Linked DNA regions of Homo sapiens: region 1 is linked to region 2. The links are chromatin loops, found by intact Hi-C in ENCODE. Cell type or tissue: dorsolateral prefrontal cortex. All regions are shown on one strand. Each heading gives the region's core, and the rest is flanking DNA. Links, peaks and the distances in the headings are about the cores only.

Evidence for each region. A loop is a pair of places that touch in the nucleus more often than their neighbours do. Peaks named below come from ENCODE experiments on the same cell type or tissue, not always from the same donor. Only the 100,000 strongest peaks of a DNase experiment are listed, where the experiment ranks them.
Region 1: it touches region 2 in a loop (7-fold over the local background); 86 of 110 quality-filtered maps call a loop at or near these places.

The regions. Positions count from the first base shown.
Region 1 is chr9:71,248,441-71,251,364 of GRCh38, forward strand. It overlaps a transcript of TRPM3 not described here. Among named protein-coding and RNA genes, the nearest start is that of TRPM3, 130 kb to the left of the region's middle. RefSeq lists a silencer at 1,313-1,607. In dorsolateral prefrontal cortex, for the core only: CTCF peaks have their summits at 1,482 (motif pointing left) and 1,685; no DNase peak of the experiment used is centred there; H3K4me3 peaks cover 364 bases.
Region 2 is chr9:70,639,039-70,641,962 of GRCh38, forward strand. TRPM3 (transient receptor potential cation channel subfamily M member 3) reads right to left here. Exons shown (of 26, transcript NM_001366145.2): 10 at 1,522-1,622; 11 at 22-156. Among named protein-coding and RNA genes, the nearest start is that of MIR204, 170 kb to the right of the region's middle. In dorsolateral prefrontal cortex, for the core only: CTCF peaks have their summits at 1,338 (motif pointing right) and 1,543; DNase peaks (open chromatin) are centred at 1,090 and 1,581; H3K4me3 peaks cover 305 bases; H3K27ac peaks cover 1,460 bases.

The DNA.
Region 1 (2,924 bases), core at 254-2,753, 610 kb after region 2:
CAAAGCTAACAGACTGGGGATGATGGAAGCGAAGACAGAAAGGATATCTTTTAGACTCTACGTTAACCAACTTGGAACCATCATATCTCAGTCCTTCTTTTTAGGTGAGAGAACATATTTTTCCTCATATTTTAATTTTGTTGAGGTTTGTTATTTGTTGCAAATCCTGTCTTAACTGATTTAAGGTGGCCAGAGGAGAGATAAAGTCCCCTTTTCCAGCTATTCACAACTTACTCTTGTTGTCTGCTTGATCTTCCCAGTCAGCCAAGACACTTTTAACAGAGCCCTGGTGTGTTATAATGTACGTCCAACTATTGTTACACATGTACGTAACTACTTATGATTGTCAACCTCCCTGAGCATCATGATCATAAATAAAAGTTCTGTGTTTTGTGGAAGCAGGGGTTTTGAAAGAAGTGAGCTTTATGGCTCAAAACGTAACGACAAGCCACTTAAAGATATACAGATAAAAATCTTCATGAAGGAAGAAGAGGAAAACAGTTTTATTTCAAAACAGATAAATCTCTAATGAGCTTTAAGATATCTATGATTTGCTTTTAAAGAGCAGGCAATGAAAAAAGTGTTTCATCTGGAATATACTTCCTGACTTAAAAATAGCACTTGAAAAAATTTGCTCATTTCATTTGCAGACTGTTAATAGCAAAACTCATCTGGAGGATCTTTAAAATGCTCTGAAAGTAATCCCTGAAAGTATGGTCACCCAAAACTTTGTTTTATAAAATGCCAACCAAGGCTTCTCCATAAGGCCAAAACAAATAAGTTAATGAGAATATAACTAAATTCAGAAGAAAAATTACTAGCCCTTAAGAAAAATATATTTATTTGAAAATGTTCATTTACCTGCAAACACTATAAAACCAAACTCTACATTGGAGCTTTGATGTGATTGTATATTCTTATCATAAATATTTTTTAAAAATCAGAGGAAGTTACATAAGCAAAGGATGTATAAATAGTCTATTTTACTACAAAGAGTACAGCTTAAATGTTCCTATTTGGAATCATAATATAGTTCAGCAGCATAACACTACTGTGCAAGCTAATCATCAAGCCTTAAAAACATCACACATATACACACACAAATACGCTAACCAGTATTTTTGTCCCTTGAGATATATATATTTTCTCACAAATGTAAAGAAGCCTACACAGCTGTTTCCTTTAAAGATAAAAAGGGAAAAAAATTATTCTGCTGCAAAATACAACTAAAACAATTAGAATTAAAAAATGTTCACAACAAATATTTTTCAAAGGAATGTCCCAAAGACCTTCTCTTTAGTACACCCTACACATGACTGGTATCATAGTGGGAATCTACGAGATAGGAAAGAACTGCAGAACAGAAAGCAACGCAGACCTGGAACACAAAAAGAATTAAGATGAATGGGTCAGGAGATCTTGAAAACAACGGAGAGATGCCATCAAGTGGCTGAAGAAAGAATTCTTCACGTGGGATGGTTTTCCCAGACATCACCATCTGGTGGTCAATTGTGAGAATCATTTTAGACTGGTAAAACTGTACAATGTGAAATACTAGTCTTTCATGCAGTCCTTAATTTAAGGCTTGATAACTCCTCATTGACATTAAGAGAATACACTCCATTAACAATCTTTAAACACCATTTACATGACAGACTCATAAGGAATCATAAAATAGGAGTCACAATTCTACATAGGAGGGGAAGTACATTTAGAATTTGGCTTAAACAATTTTAGGGAACTTTTTTTCATAATAAATTCAAATTGAATAGCTATTTACAACTGTATTTAACTTGAAGCTATAATTTTTACCTTCCCTTCCCATATCTGTTGGCAGCCTAAAGTTGGGATCGTAAGTTTTTATTGTTATTGTTCTCATTTTGCTTTTTATTTTTACCTAAAATAGATCTTATAAATCATTTTATTTATGAATTCATTTATTTACATCTTCAAAAATTATTTTTGGACCATCTTCGTTGGACTGGGCACTGATTTAGGCACTGGTTATACAATGGTGAGCAAAATGGGCATACTGCTGTCCTTAAGCTTATAATCCAGTGTAGGTGACACACACTCAAGAAAAGTATTGGTTTACTCATTTGAAATCTATGTACTGAGTATATATTTCTTATGCCTTGTTCAGGGAGACATTAATGAGCAAAATAGATAAGGATTCCTAGTCTCAAGGAGCGCTTTGGATTATAAAGGAGGATGTGAACAAAGGTCGAGGGAAATGACACTGAACCTTTGATGTGAAACATGAGAAAGAGCCAGCAGTAAGAAGGGCAGGGGGCAGGAGCCAGAAGCAGAGGGATCAGGATTGCAGGTGCATATGCAAAGGTCCTAAGATTCATTGGGGGAGGGGAGGTAGGCAGAGTAGCTACAGGACAACGAACAAAGGGGAGAGTAAGATGACCTGGGACCAGAGAGGTAGGAGAGGATAGGTCATTGCAGAATGTTGTAGGTAATGGAAGAGAGGGGGTTTGATTTTCGGTTTAAGAGCAGTGGGAAGCCACTGAAAACATAGTCACAGGAGTGACATGATTTGCTTTGTTCCAAAAAGATCAGTTCAACTGCTTTTTGGAAGATGGATAGAGAAATGGATGGATGAATGGATGGATGGGAAGATAAGTATTCTTGTACTTTTAGAGAAAGTTTCCTTTTATTGTTTTTCTAAGAGAAAAATGAGTTTGATAACAATTTTCTGAAGCCATATCCCAAGACTTCTACCAGCTTCATTAATATTGGTGGATGGCATTTTTTGACCTGCAAGTATTCCTGATATACATTCTTGTGCTCAGGAAATCAGAAAATACAAAGATTAATGCTCACACTGCCTTATTCACCAGTTATAATTCTTCACTTCCTCATGTGAACTCCCCTATCATAGCATTAATCTTACCCTCTGATAAATTAACTTTGTT
Region 2 (2,924 bases), core at 269-2,768:
AGTGCCTTAGTTTGGCCCTACCGTATTGTACAATTCCTCTAGTCTGGAGATGGTGAGAAAACGGTGCATGCTTACTCCATTCTCTATGAGTAATTTCACAAAATCCACTCTGTCCAGAACTAAGGCATCCAACATGGCTTGCTCCAGAGATCCCACCTGCAAACCAAGTCACTGAGTTAGTCTGCCCCAGGGTCTATCTATGGATGCAGTTCTTTAGTGTTCACTTGAACAGCTTAGAAATGGATGCCTTTGACATCTGGTAAACCTTCAGCACATCTAAGAACATGCTAGCAAGACTGTTCACAGATTCACTTTTGGGACAGCCACACCTCTCCCATGTTTGGGTGCCTGTCTTTGCAAATAGAAGTCAAGCATTTCTAGTTCCAAAAACTATTTCTTCCCTGAATCTCTTGTTCTGGATCCCAAGAAGGTGCAAGGGTTCACAAGGTTTTTCCCCTTGCAATTATCTGATTAAATTTCTCAACACCAGCGAAGTGTCAAAGGGGGCACTTTTGCTGTCTTCATTTTTGTTATCCTTAGGCTCTGAGGGAGACCCCAGGCCAACTTGAGAAGAGGGACCCAAGTCAACAGACCAAAGGCCCTAAATCAATGCTGGGTCTCTGTAGAAGCAAGACCACAAAGATGTCACTTAACTGAAAACAAAACAAAAACATAACAAAACAGAACAACCAGCCTACTTTCTGGATTTGCCAATAGCTTAGATTTTTATTTAATCCATTTCACAAAAATGTTGCAGGGTCTAGACTCTGACAAATCTTTCCATGTTAGCAATCCACCAGCACTGAATGAAGACAGGGGCTCCATCCCAGGCAGAAACTCTCTAGGGGAAAGGAAGGAGTAAGATAAGGCTTGCCGGTGAGTGCTGTGATTCCAGGCACAGAAACCGAGTTTCAGGCTGCTGGGCTGCCTCCTGTGGATGCATACATATCCCACCTGATGGCCAATCTCTCAAATTTTTATTTTTGGTAGAGTCAATTGAGGGAAGCAAACCAAGAACAGTTATATAAAGCATTGGTTTCCTCATGTTGTTCTTTGCAAATAGGGAGGACCTGTGCTCAGTCACCAGGACCAGATGGCGCCTGCAGAGGGAAGCCTGCTAATTCTGCATCCTGAGGTGTGACCCTTCCCTTTGCCCCATCAAAGACAATCAGAAGCAAATTAATAATTCTACCCCTTCCTTAATTTTAGTTAATACAGATTTGTCTTATATTTTTTCAGATGTATTCAAATAAATGGCATCATTTGCAGCTGAAAATTGCTATTAAAGACAACTCATAGAGATGGAAATATTTGGAGTTGTGTTCAGTTGAAATTTCCACTAGATGGCGGTGCTTTCCTAAATATGAGAAAGGGAGCTCAGGATACAGACTTTGCTACCAAGGAACACATTCCATCTTAAAGAAAAAGCAATCGTTTTCTGAGCTGACCTCAGAGGCTCCTTAAACAAATACCCTTGGCCAACCAAAGTGGGCTTTTCATGGGAGACGATATATACTCTACCGGCCACTGTTGCCCGTAAATAAAGATCTGGCTGCGAGCGATGTCGACTCTGTTCCAGGCTAAAGCTAAGCTCAGTTGGTCTGGGGCCGAGGCATTGGCTCCTGTGTGAGGACAAGTGGGAGAAAAGAGTGGAAGAGAGAAAACGACGATCAGTTATTACACCAAGAGCGCCTGCTCCATCCCTCTGCCATTAATGCCCCTATTCCCAAAGAGCCTGCTTGGCTATACAGCAGGTTTCTCAAACTTGGTATTATTAACATTTTGGGTAACTCTTTGTCACAGGGCTCTCCTGTATATTGTAGATTATTATTATTATTACATTTTTAAAAACTTTTTAAAAAGAAGGTCTTTGAAACTCCATGCTTTTTTGATATATAATAATTGTACATGTTTATGGTATGCATGTGATATTTTGATGCATGCATACAAGTTCATTGTAGATTATTAATAGCACGCCTTGACTGAACCCAGTAGATGTCAATAGCATTTTCCCACCCCCATCCTTCCAGACATGATGCTCAAAAATGTCTCCAGACATTGCCAAATGCCCCCATGTGTGAAGGGAGGCAAAACTGGCCTGGTGAGCAGCATTGCTCTACCGTCTGGCTAGGCAAAGTGTGGTTCACAGAGCAGCTGCAGCAGTGCCACCCTGGTGCTTCTTTGAAATGCAAGTCTCAGACCCTGTCCCCGACCCACTAAACCAGAATCCGTATTTTCACAAGATCCCAGATGACTTGTGCACACACTCAAGTTTGAGAAACTCTGCTCTACCACACATTTTGCTTCTGCTGGCCAATCACTGGTTTCAAGGCATCACTTGAATAGTATTTTGCATGGGGAGGGTGCTCTCATCAACTAGCGTACCAACTTGCCACTTTTCTGAAAAAGAGTTAGGAAGGTCTTTTAACAGAGAGGCAAACCAGCGGCTTAGGTTTACTTTGATTTGTGGGTAGAAACCATTGGAACTATTTCCCAGGTTCTTATTTTTCTCCAGATTCTGTCTCTAGAGCTGTGCGGTTCACAGGTGGCTAAGTTTAAATTAATCAAAATTAAATAAAATTAAAGTTATAATTCCTCAGTCAGGCTAGCCACATTTTAAGAACTTAATAGTTCCATGTGGCTAGTGACTACTGAACTGGAAAGCACAGATACAGAACATTTCTATCATCACAGTAAGTGCTATTGGCCCAGAGCTCATCTAGGTGAATGCATCCTGTCCATAGAGGCAGCCTGCCAAGCAGCTGGAGGGGAAGCTGGAAATGGAGGCAGTGCAGTAACGAAAGCAACATTAGGCTCCAGGCAGGGGGCCCAAGTGAGAGTCCCTGTGGCTCCTCTCAGCCACTGTTGATTATTTGTGAAATGGAGGCAATAAATATCCAGTTTACATGGCTGGGGTGTGAGAC